Linked DNA regions of Homo sapiens: region 2 is linked to region 1. The links are chromatin contacts, found by Hi-C in ENCODE. All regions are on one chromosome and are shown on one strand. The core of a region is the stretch at or near the end of the contact, and the rest is flanking DNA. Distances in the headings are between cores, read along the strand shown. Region 1 overlaps SH2B2 (SH2B adaptor protein 2). Region 2 overlaps CUX1 (cut like homeobox 1).

Evidence for each region. A loop is a pair of places that touch in the nucleus more often than their neighbours do. Pooled maps may share reads with other maps.
Region 2: a map with no recorded cell type shows a loop between it and region 1 (8-fold over the local background). The contact joins two enhancer-like sites. A Hi-C loop is called at or near these places in 6 of 37 single-sample maps with no recorded cell type and 4 of 50 pooled maps.

The regions. Positions count from the first base shown.
Region 1 is chr7:102,300,864-102,306,925 of GRCh38, reverse strand. It overlaps SH2B2 (SH2B adaptor protein 2), which reads right to left. Exons shown (of 9, transcript NM_001359228.2): 2 at 5,647-6,062; 3 at 104-205. Among named protein-coding and RNA genes, the nearest start is that of MIR4285, 11 kb to the right of the region's middle. RefSeq lists enhancers at 761-920, 381-1,167. Within about 2 kb of position 1,250, at least 4 of the 41 ENCODE cell types and tissues checked have a DNase peak (open chromatin) inside an H3K27ac peak, as active enhancers do.
Region 2 is chr7:101,979,530-101,985,591 of GRCh38, reverse strand. All of the region lies in intron 2 of CUX1 (cut like homeobox 1), which reads right to left. Among named protein-coding and RNA genes, the nearest start is that of CUX1, 160 kb to the right of the region's middle. RefSeq lists enhancers at 151-310, 1-547, 3,571-3,680, 3,711-3,830. Within about 2 kb of position 3,576, at least 7 of the 41 ENCODE cell types and tissues checked have a DNase peak (open chromatin) inside an H3K27ac peak, as active enhancers do.

The DNA.
Region 1 (6,062 bases), core at 1-2,500:
GCCTTAGGCTCCTTCCCCTCGCTCCCCTAGGGAGCTGTAGCACCTAAAGGGAAGGTGGCCTGGGGCAGCTGGAGGATCTCTGAGGTTAGGGGTGAGACCTCACCTTGAGGACGAATGTGTTATCCTTCTCTGGCATTTCCAGGGGCATGGTGGTGCGGACCTCAATGATGGCTGACAGTGGGATGCTGACCTTGGGCCTGGAGGCCTGGGGGCCAGAAGAAGGATAGTGAGTGGCCCCAGCATTTCCCGACACCCTTTCCATCCCCTCCCCGCTGCCAGGTGTTAGAGTGGCCCTCAAATAGACTGCCACAGCCACCCTGGTACAGAGGTATCCCAATCCCCATTTCACAGAGGGGGAAGCTGAGGAAGGCATTTCTTTGAAACAAGAAAGAAATTTTTCCTGGCTAGGCATGGTGGCTCATGCCTGTAATCCTAGCACTTTGGGAGGCCGAGGCAGGAGGATGGCCTGAGTCCAGTAGTTCAAGGACAGCCTGGACAGCATAGCAAGACCTTATCTTTACTCGAGACCAAAAAATGGGCTGGGTGCGGTGGCTCACGCCTGTAATCCCAGCACTTTGGGAGGCCGAGGCGGGCGGATCACCTGAAGTCGGGAGTTTGAGACCAGCCTGACCAACATGGAGAAACCCCATCTCTACTAAAAAATATACAAAATTAGCCAGGCGTGGTGGTGCATGCCTGTAGTCCCAGCTATCTGGGAGGCTGAGGCAGGAGAATCGCTTGAACCCAGGAGGCGGAGGTTGCGGTGAGCTGAGATTGCGCCATTGCACTCCAGCCTGGGCGACAAGAATGAAACTCCGTTTCACAGAAAAAAAAACGAAACAAAAAGAGACCAAAAAACTTAGCCGAGTGTGGTGGCATGAGTGCCTGTAGTTCCAGCTATTTGGGAGGCTAAGGTGGAAGGATCGCTTGATCAGGGGAGGTGGTCGAGGCTGCAGTGAGCTATGATGGCACCACTATACCCCCACCTGGGTGACAGAGTGAGACGATGCCTCAAAAAAAAAAAAAAAAAAAGAAAAAAAAAAAAGGACCTCCTCCTATAGTCACCTTGCAAGTCCAGGACAGAACCAGAATTGACATCTGAGCCTCCTACCTCCAAGCCCTGAGGAGAAAACCCCACCTGGGCTGCCCTCTGCCCAATGCACCCACGAGATCTGTGGTTTTCTTATTTTTGACCTTGACCCATTGTGAGAAATACATTTAACACTGGGGCCCAATACACACATACGCAGGTAAAAATATCTCTGAAACAAACATCTCACCAGACAATAGTTACCCTTCCTGTGTGGGATAGAGTGTGATATTTTCTATTCTATTCTAGTTCACGTTTTAAAAAATGCTGGTCTTGGCTGGGTGTGGTGGCTCACACCTGTAATTTCGCACTTTGGGAGGCCAAGGAGGATGACTTGAGGTCAGGAATTCCAGACCAGCCTGGGCAACATGATGAAACCCCATCTCTACTAGAAATACAAAAATTAGCCAGGCGTGGTGGTGCGTGCCTGTAATCCCAGCTACTTGGGAGGCTGAGGCACGAGGATCACTTGAACCCGGGAGGTGGAGGTTGCAGTGAGCTGAGATTGCACCACTGCACTCCAGCCTGGGCGACAGAGTGACACCCTGTCTCAAAATATAAAATAAAATAAAATAAAATAAAAAAATAAAAAATGATGGGTCTTAAAACCTGGTTGCTTAAAGAAAAAATGCTGGTCTCCTACTACAGACCCGACCTTCCAGAGCAGGGCCTGGAGCCCCCGACTCAGAACGGGGCTCACTGTTTCCTGGAGTGAGTAAAAGGGACCAGTGTTCCCAACAACGCTGCGGGCAGGGTTGATCCAAGGTGAGCTGGCAGGGCTCTGTGGGACCGCCACTCTGTGCCTGGCCCCACTCGCTCTGCCTCAAAGCTCCCTGCCGTGAGCCTGAGGCCCCCTTGGGGCTGGCCTGAGTGAGATTCCCAGCAGCGCTGTCTCCAGGACAGGAACTTTCTTAGGAGGAAATGGAAAGGCCACACATTTGATGGGCAGGCAGATGGGAATTCCAGGAAGAACTGGCCCCTGTCCAGCGCGTGCAGGGCTAGGCTTGAAGCATGAACGGGGCCTGGCTAACCCCGGTGTGTGGCCATCGTGCCGGCCAGCGGGGCTGGGGACAGAGCAGACAGAGGCCTGCAGTGGAGGCCTGGACTGGAAGCTTCAGCAGGTATCCTGCTGGCCAGAGATGCTGTGGTTCCCCAGTTTGGAATCTGAGGTCCGTCAGTCCTGGTCCAGCTTCCTCCCACCTGCTCCAGCCACAACGCACTGTGCCCACATGCCTGAATGGTCAACTTGTTTACAACTCCAGGCCTTTGCCCACAGAGCTTGAACCTCCAAAAGTGCTGTTCCAGGGTGCTGGCCACCTGGTGAACACTTAGGTAGCCCAAGCTTTTCCTCCGGGGCTCACCCCAGTAAGATTTGCAAGCATCTTGAAAATACCAGGTTTCCCAGTGGTTTCCCTAATGGCGGGGGGCCGGCCTCATTGTTCCTTGGGTCCCCAGGGCTTGGCCTGGCATAGGGCAATGAGGGGACCTGGGGTTCAGGAGGCTCTTCCTGCAGGGGTGAGGAGGCAGGAAGCCAGAGACCTGACTCACCAGGGCTGGCACCTCAAAGGCTGTGTGAGAGGGAAATCTAAGGTGCCAGGCAATGGCTTCTGAGCCTGCAGGCCCCGAGCTCCTGACTGCTCCAAGGGTGCATCTAGGCCTCTTGGAGGCAAGAGATCTGGACCGTGGGTGGGTGCAGAGGCAGTGGGGGTATCATTCAGGGCATCCCAGGGGGCTCACTCACCCTGGGAGCCTGTCTCCTGGGACCAGACACATTTGGGAAACTCAACCAAGTTCTTAGCATGGTAGGAGCTGCCCTCCCATGGGAATGACTCCTGAATACCCACAAATGCCCCCACCTTTGCATGACACAAAGGAGGGGAAGGGCCCAGTGACCCTGCAGGAACGCTGCCCTCTGCCAGCAGCAAAATTAGTGGGCTCTGCTGGGACTAAGCGGTGGAGTGGGGCGGGGGCGGGCACCAGCTGCTCCTTCCCCTTCTCCGAGGGCAGCAGACACTGCTATTTACAGAAGGGCAGCTGTGACTGTCACTCAGGCCCAAGGCACTGGAGCCCTGGGCTTCTGTCCCTGCCCTCTGGGTGACCCCGGGTAAGCCCCACCCCACCCGTCACTGGGCCTCGGTTTCCCTTTCTGACAAGGAGTGGAGTCGGGCTTAGGGGTCTAGGATTTCTCCCAGGGAATTAAAGGCAGGGGCCTGGGCAGGAAAAAAGCCCTAGGGAAGTGTAGGGGTGCTGGGACCTGGGGAAAAAGCTCTTCAGAGAGTAGCTGTGTCCCTGGGAAGTCACTTTTCCAGGGCCCATGTGGCTCATGGGCAATGAGCCTTGGGGAGCCCACACCCCTGCACCCCAGCAGACTGAGAGATGGAGAGAGAGCCAAGAAGCGGCGGGTGACTCAGAGAGCACCCAGGGACAGAGTGGGCCCTGATGCGGGAGGTGGGTGTGGGGTCCCCGGTGGTCCCTGGGGGTGCTGTCGGCTGCTGCACCAGCAAAACCTCCCCCTGCCTAAACCTCTCAGTGCCCAAGGACCTCCACTTCCATGTTCCTTTCGTTCTTGGGACCACCAGGGTGGCAGGTATCATTAGATCGGATTTTTTTTTTTTTTTGAGACAGAGTTTCGCTCTTGCTGCCCAGGCTGGAGTGCAATGGCGTGATCTCGGCTTACCACAATCTCTGCCTCCTGGGTTGAAGTGATTCTCCTGCCTCAGCCTCCCAAGTAGCTGTGATTACAGGCATGTAATCCTGTATTTTTATTAGAGACGGGGTTTCTCCATGTTGGTCAGGCTGGTCACGAACCCCTGACCTCAGGTGATCCACCTGCCTCGGCCTCCCAAAGTGCTGGGATTACAGGCATGAGCCACCGCGCTCGGCCCCCAGTTTTTTGTTTTGTTTTGGTTTGGTTTTTTGAGATAGGGTCTCACTCTGTCGCCTAGCTTAGAGGGCAGTGGTGCAGTCTTGGCTCACTGCAACCTCTGCCTCTTGGGTTCAAGCGATTCTCCTGCCTCAGCCTCCCAAGTAGCTTGGACTACAGGTGCGCGCCACCATGTCCTGCCATGTTAGACCAGCTCTGGCACCCGCCAGCTGGGTGACGTTGGGCAGGCCACACTTCCCTCTCTGAGCATCTGTCTGCGCTCTCTTCTGTAATCTGGGGACCATGTGCTCACCTCGCTGGGGTGGGGTACCCAGAGGATGACAGTGTGTCTGTGCAGATGCCCACCAGGCTGGGGTCTGGACACACTGTGGGCTCTCAGAGGGTGGGCACTATTGTTACAGCTATTCCCACTTTCCAAAGCAGGGGGGCCACCTTGGAGAAGACGTGACACTACTGCCAGGGACCTGATGGCCAGCCCCTAAGAGGGGAAGGGTCAGTGCATGCCAGTGAGCAACAATGTTGGTGACAGCCAGAAAGAAGCCTGGCATCCCCCTGGCCAGAAAAGGACCCCCTGGGCAGGGGCTGGGCTGGAGTCTGGCAGCTGAGCTGGGGAAGAGCAGAGCCCCATGGAGTCAGACACAGACCTCCCAGGGAGCCCTCTGCGAATGTGCTCGGTCACTCCTGCCCTCATCCCTGCAGGCCTCGGCTCTGGGAGGTGCCAGGCACCCTTGGGCTGCAGGAGAGGAGGGCAGGTAGCCAGGCTCTTGAACAACATCAAGAACGGTGCCCTGGGCTGGGCACAGTGGCTCATGCTTGTAATCCCAGCACTTTGGGAGGCCAAGGTGGGGGAGGATCTCTTGAGCTCAGGAGTTCCAGACCACTTGAGCAACATAGTCAGATCCCGTCTTTACGAAAAATAAAAAACATTAGCTGGGAGTGGCGGTGTGTGTGGTCCCAGCTACTTGGGATGCTAAGAAAGGACTGCTTGAGCCTGGGAGGTGAAGGCTGCAGTGAGCCATGATTGTACCACTGCATTCCAGCCTGAGTGACGGCCCCTGTCTCAAAACAAAAAGGAAAGAAAGGCTGGACATGGTGGCTCACGACTGTAATCCCAACACTGGGAGGCTGAGGCAAGCAGATCACTTGAGGTAAGGAGTTCAGGACCAGCCTGGCCAACATGGCAAAACCCTGTCTCTCCTTAAAATACAAAAATTAGCCGGGCATCGTGGTGGGTGCCTGTAAATCCCAGCTACCTGGGAGGCTGAGGCAGGAGAATCCCTTGAGCCTGGGAGGCACAGGTTGCAGTGAGCCGAGATCGTACCACTGCACTCCAGCCTGGGTGACAGAGGGACACACACACACGCGCGCGCACACACACACACACACACACACGGACACACACACACACACACACGAAAAGAAAAAATTAGTGCCCCAGAACCCTTTGGTGTAGCCAGAGGACCCTTCCTCGCAAAGGAAGAACCGGGGTTGAAGGGGTGACTTGTTCAAGAGGCATGACAGGCCCACCTCCCAGGGTCCTGGCACCAAATACTTCACCCTGTCAACCAGATTAGACCACGCGGTCCCCAAAGGCAGTCCCTGGCACCCTCAGCTGCTGCCCAGGTGCCTCCTCTGGTCCCCCCAGGCTAGGTGGGATTATGGGGTAACTCACTTTGGGCGGCACGAAGAACTCCAGGCGGAAGCGTTCCTCGGCCACAGCCCTGCGCAGGAGCAGGCGGCACTTCTGCCACTGAGCCGAGCCCCCGGAGCCCGCGGCCGCGTCGTCGGCCACCATGAAGCGCAGCGCCCCCTCGCGTTGAATGTCCACCAGCTCCACCTTGGCAGCCAGCGTCCGCGACAGCCTCAGGCGCCGCGTCCACTTGTCGCGGGGCTCGGCGGTGCGCGGGGCAGCTGCCGCGTCGGGCTCGGGCGAGGCGCGCCGGTGCCACATGTCGCGCACGCCGTCCACCACGCACAGGCTCATGTTGCGCAGCGAGAAGCCCTTGCGAACGCGGGCCTTGGTGGCCGCGTGCGTGGACACGTCCTCCGAGCTCCGCGAGTGGCCGTAGGGCGCCGCCTTGAGTGCAG
Region 2 (6,062 bases), core at 2,327-4,826, 320 kb after region 1:
CTTAACCTCTCCACTGCAGGGCAACTGCAAAAATCTGGCAACAAGTCTCCACGGCATTCTCCTGGTTGTTCTAGGAAGATGTGGAGTTTGCAGCACGGCATGGTGTCAAACAGCCACATGCACAGCAGTCCTGCAGGCACTACCTTGCAGCTGCCACCATGATCGTGGACAGAACGCTCCTCTTGGCCCCAGGTACTGACACCATGCCAGGCTAGCTACATTTCCCCAGTTTCCCTGAACCCCCAGGGCCTGTCTGTGTCTCCCCCACAGGGCAGGAAACCCCTTCCTCCAGAGGCTGATCTCCCCGCACGACCCCCCTCTCCCGTCTGCAGAGCAGCTCAGAACCAAAGGTGAAAGTATCTGAAAGCCAAGACTATAGCGTGTATACACATAGCAATTTGTTACTGTGAGAAACCATCTGTTTCTCGGTATTACAATCCTCAGAGGGCAAATTATAGCTAGCGTTCAACATAAAACATCAATTTAAACCATCAACTATTCATAATTTCAATTCTTTATTGGAAACCAAGGACATAAATGTCAGGGAATAAAGCAATATTTCTTTTATTAACTATTCCATTCATCTGGCTATTAAATAAAACCAGGGCCCCAATAAATGGCAGGAGTCCTTGCCTGAGAGCCACACCAAATAGCTCTATAATTCTCAGACGTTTTAAAACAACGAAAACTGCATTATTTGAAAAGTTAGAAACTTTAATATATAATAAAATTAAGATTAATGCGATCTTAATACCTTGCAAAACTGTTTGCCATGCCCTCGTATTCATATATTTCTTCTTGCGCGGTTTATTTTTAACAGTGCTCATTTTGTACTGAGAACGTGCTGTTTTTTACGACTGAGTTTTGCGAACGCCAGCCACCTCCAGCATTTTTCACTGACATCTAGTTTTCCCAGGCTGATGTTCCCTCCCGACTGCCCATCTGCGCTTGTGCCAGGAGGGATGCCATCATCCAAGCACAACCCAGGGTGTGGGTGGCCTTCAGAGCTCAGTCCTGCAGGACTTGCACCCAACAGCTCGCCTGAGAGTGCAGGGCAGGTTCTCACTGCAAGCACTTTTTTTTTTTTTTTTTTTTGCCGGAGAACAATCTGAGCGTTCAAAAATGAAATCTACGAAGCACGGAAGAGAATATTTACACCGTCCTTTGTGTACTAGGCTGTATATCGAGGTTTTTATCTACATTGTCCCACGACAATCTTACAGGGTGGGTACACTTTACAGATCATCAGGATGCAAGTTTGGAAAGGTGAGTCAGCCACTGGTCCCATCCATAGGAGGCACACCCATGTGTTCAACAATGAGGAAATAAAGAGAAATAAAACATGGGCCCATATTCAATGCCTGACAGTCTAATAGCCATGATGGACACTGACACACTTTGGACATCTGTCCCCTAACACACACACACACACACACACACACATATATATATGTGTGTGTGTATATATATATATATATATATATATATATATATATATATATTTTTTTTTTTTTGGGGGGGGACAGAGTCTTGCTCTGTCACCCAGGCTGGAGTGCAGTGGTGCAGTCTCAGCTCTGTCACCCAGGCTGTAGTGCAGTGGCACAATCTCAGCTCACTGTAACCTCTGCCTCCCGGGTTCAAGCGATTTTCCTGCCTCAGCCTCCTGAGTAACTGAGATTACAGGTACATGCCACCACACCCGGCTAGTGTCCCCTCCAAATTTCATGTTGAAATGTGATCCCCAGTGTTGGAGGTGGGGCCTGGTGGGAGGTGTTTGGGCCATGAGGGCAGATTGCTCATGAATGGCTTGGTGCCCACCTCCTGGTAATGAGTGAATTCTTGCTCTGAGTTCTTGTGAGATCTGGTTGTTTAAAAGAGTCTGGGACCTCCCCCTTCTCACTCTCTCTCTCCCCATGTGATATGTCAAGTCCTCTTTGCCTTCCATCATGACTGGAAGCTTCCTGAGGCCTCACCAGCAGCAGATGCTGGCGTCATGCTTCTTGTACAACCTGCAGAACCATGGGCCAAGTAAACCTCTTTTCTTCATAAATTACTCAGCCTCGGGTATTTCTTTATAGCAATGCAAATGAACTAACAGACTCACACATAATTGTTCACTGCAGTCAGTGGCCATGGGCCCAGGGCACCCCAGGGTGGGCACAGAGGAAAAAAACTGAACCACCTCATGCCACCGAGGGAGGAACCACTGGTGGGAGGATGGGAGGGGTGTTAGAGAAGTTTCCTGGGGCTGGAGACCACACCTGGGCTGAGGTTTATGCAAATAGCTGCTTTTGTCTTTCTTTTTCTAAGAGGTTGTCACCCAAAGAATAATTATTTTATGGAGACCAAATATAACAGCATTAAAGAAAGATCTTATATTCAAAACACGTATATGCCCATCCCACATCCCCAGCAGAACTTTTTCTTTTGGTCACACAGCCAATGACATAAACATCTCCGTCCTTCTGAACAGCACTGGTGATTTTACATTTTAGTGGCTGTATAATATTCCTTCCTGTTGAGGTGGGCCGTCAGGAACTGTTGGGTGAATGAATGAATGACTAGTGCTTTCCTTAGGCACAGGACGTGGACACTCACAAAGCGCTTAGACCCACACCTCTGTGGGTGTCCTGACACCACCCAGAAAGGGGATTGATTAAAACTGTCCCTGTTGGGGAAGGAGAACATCACACACCGGGGCTTGTCATGGGGTGGGGGGAGGGGGGAGGGATAGCATTAGGAGATATACCTAATGTAAATGACGAGTTAATGGGTGCAGCACACCAACATGGTACATATATACATATGTAACAAACCTGCACGTTGTGCACATGTATCCTAGAACTTAAAGTATAATAAAAAAAAAAAAGTCCCTGTTGGCTCACACCTGTAATCCCAGCACTTTGAGAGGCCGAGGCAGGCAGATCGTTTCAGGCCAGGAGTTCAAGACCAGCCTAACCAACATGGTGAAACCTCATCTCTGCTAAAAATACAAAAATTAGCCGGGCATGGTGGCCCGCATCTGTAATCCCAGCTACTCAGGAGGCTGAGGCATGAGAATCACCTAAGCCTGGGAGGCAGAGGTTGCAGTAAGCCAAGATCACAACACAGTACTCCAGCCTGGGCGACAGAGCAAGACTCCATCTCAAACAAAAAAGAAAAAAAGAAAAAAAAAAGAAATTTAAAAACTGTCCCTGTTTTGCAGGTGAGGAAATTCAGGAGACCCAGTGACTTGTCCTCCTGTCTCTTGCACTAATTCTAAAGCTGCTGCCCTAGCTCCTGGCCTTCCCTACCAGCTCATAACACCTTGGTGAGAAAAACGAGGCAGCAGGGCACACTCAACTTTTCTCACTTACAGTGGAAGATGTCAGCAGTCACAGCTATGGAGGAAGAGAAAGCTCTCAGGGGAAACTACTTTTTACTGCTATGTTATTGGTCAGGGCTGAGTCATACATTTCAGCCTGCAATGCAGGTAGAGGGAAACTCTAGCAATCAACAGGCAAGAAAATACCTGCCAAGATCGACTTGGACAACCTCATGGGTTTGGTTTTCTTTCTTCCCTTTTCTGCTTGCTTATTTTAGGCCATCTTGGTGAATACAGAAAGCAACAGTTAATTTTCCCTCCCACTTATGTGGCTGAGCGAAACCTCCCTGGTTTTATTAGAGTCAAGACTTGAAACCTGGCCAGGTGCGGTGGCTCACGCCTGTAATCCCAGCACTTTGGGAGGCCAAGGCGGCAGATCACTTGAGGTCAAGAGTTCAAAACCAGCCTGGCCAACATGGTGAAACCCCGTTTCTTCTAAAAATACAAACATTAGCTGGGCGTGGTGGTGCTTGCCTGTAATCCCAGCTACTCAGGAGACGGAGGCAGGAGAATCGCCTGAACCAGGGAGGCGGAGGTTGCAGAGCCGAGATCGCACTGCTGTACTCCAGCCTGGGCGACAGAGCGAGACTCCGTCTCAAAAAAAAAAAAAGACTTTAAACTTCAGAGCCTCTGACATTTGCATTCACGATTCAAACACCACTGGGGAATGCCTGGGATATCATTTTAATAAGCACATTATCTGTAAAAGAGAGTGGCTAAGACTCACATTGCCAGCCTGGGAATGGCTGGCCACTCTCTGTGGCCACCAATTGGCTATTCCACGTAGCCCAGGCCACACTGAGTGCCCTGAACTGAGATTTATCATTCACTCTACAAATAATTTCAGTACCTGCTACATGCCAGCCACTCTTTCATTCACAAAAAAGAAGACATGTTTTTGAATTCAGGCAACTTACATCCTCATGCGGCAAGACAAGTAAGAAACAAACACATACTATGTCAGGAGAGAGGAACTGTGGTAGAAAACGTCCTGCAAGGGAAAGTGAGGCGTGTGTATAGGTTGGGGGAGGAGGGGGCCGGGGACACAGTACTGGCTCAGGATTCACAAAACGGGGGGTATTCATGTCAGGACCTCTCCCTGTTCAGGAGCTATGCCAAAAGAGGCCTCTCCCTAGGTCATCTCCCTAGGCAAGCCTGATGTCCACAAATTCATTTTTCCATTTATTATTTTTGCAATTAATTGCAAAAACCACAATGACTTTTGCACCAAACTAAATATTGCCTGAAATTTCCAAAGACGCAGCATGTGACTCGGTAGCTAAAGGGGGAAAGAGCATCCCTAGAGTTAAGTTCCCAGGACATTGAACTCAAAGGCCAGATTCAGAGAGAGGAGTCAGGAAGCGCAGGTGCTGTGTTCGGGAGAAAGTCCCACGGGGTGTGGGGCACTGTGGCTTCCAGGTACATCCGTGCGGACGGCGGGCTGGTTCTCGGGGCCTTCAGGAGCCCTGTTCTTGGGCCGGGGGTCACAGAGTTAGGAGACGGCTGGCTGGCTGAACAGTTACAAGCTGGCCTAGAGCAGAAGAAGGTGGTTTATGTCACCGCACTCTCCCCTGAGTCAGAAGCGGGAGAGGTGTCTCCAGGGTCTGCCTGAGTGAGAACCAATCTGCCACCTACTTTGGATTGTGTCATTTTTCACTCAAGTGCCAGGTAGAGAACTGGTCAGATTCTTCAAAATGAAGATTTTTATTGTTTTAATTGGAAACAGGGTCTCCCTCTGTCGCCCAGGCTGGACTGCAGTGACACAATCACAGCTGACTGCAGCCTCGACCTCTCGGGTGGAGCAATCCTCCCACCTCAGCTTCCCCAGTAGCTGGGACCACAGGTGCATGCCACCATGCTCAGCTACTTTTTAAACATTTTTTTTGGAGAAACAGGGTCTTGCTATGTTGCCCAGGCTGGTCTCGAACTCCTGGGCTCAAGCAATCCTCCCACTTTGGCCTCCCAAAGTGCTGGGATTCCAGGTGTGAGCCCCCACACCCAGCCTGAAGGTTCTTCTTCTGTAAGATCCTGAGTAGTGGCATCACTGCCCTGGGGACCCTCTGTTGAGAATAATATTCATCACAACCTCCCTGGCCCAGAATGACACTGCAGGGCACTGCTCCCTAAGCCCGGTGCTGGCTGGGAGCCCTTCCAGAAACAGCTCAAGGGTAGGGCCCCGCTCTCCGCACTCTGTCACCCAGCCCTGGGCCTGTACTCATACTCACAGCGCTGGAAACAAAGTTCCTGAATAACAGACGAAGAAATAAAACACCCAGCCGGACACGGTGGCTCACGCCTGTAATCCCAGCACTTTGGGAGGCCAAGGCGGGTGGATCACCTAAGGTCAGGAGTTCGTGACCAGCCTGGCCTGTTAACATGGTAAAACCCTATCTCTATTAAAAATACAAAAATTAGCTGGGCATGGTGGTGGGCACCTGTAGTGCCAGCTACTCGGGAGGCTGAGGCATGAGAATTGCTTGAACTCAGGAGGTGGAGGTTGCAGTGAACCGACATTGTGCTACTACACTCCAGCCTGGATGACAGAGCAAGACTCCGTCTCAAAAAAAAAAGAAAAAAGAAAGAAAACACCTGAGCCCTGCCAAGGGGGAGCTGTCTTCCCCAAACCAACAAACCTCCTAAAGATAGCTGGGAGCCCATCCTACCAGCTCTGATTTGGGGCTGGTTTGTGAGTTACTGT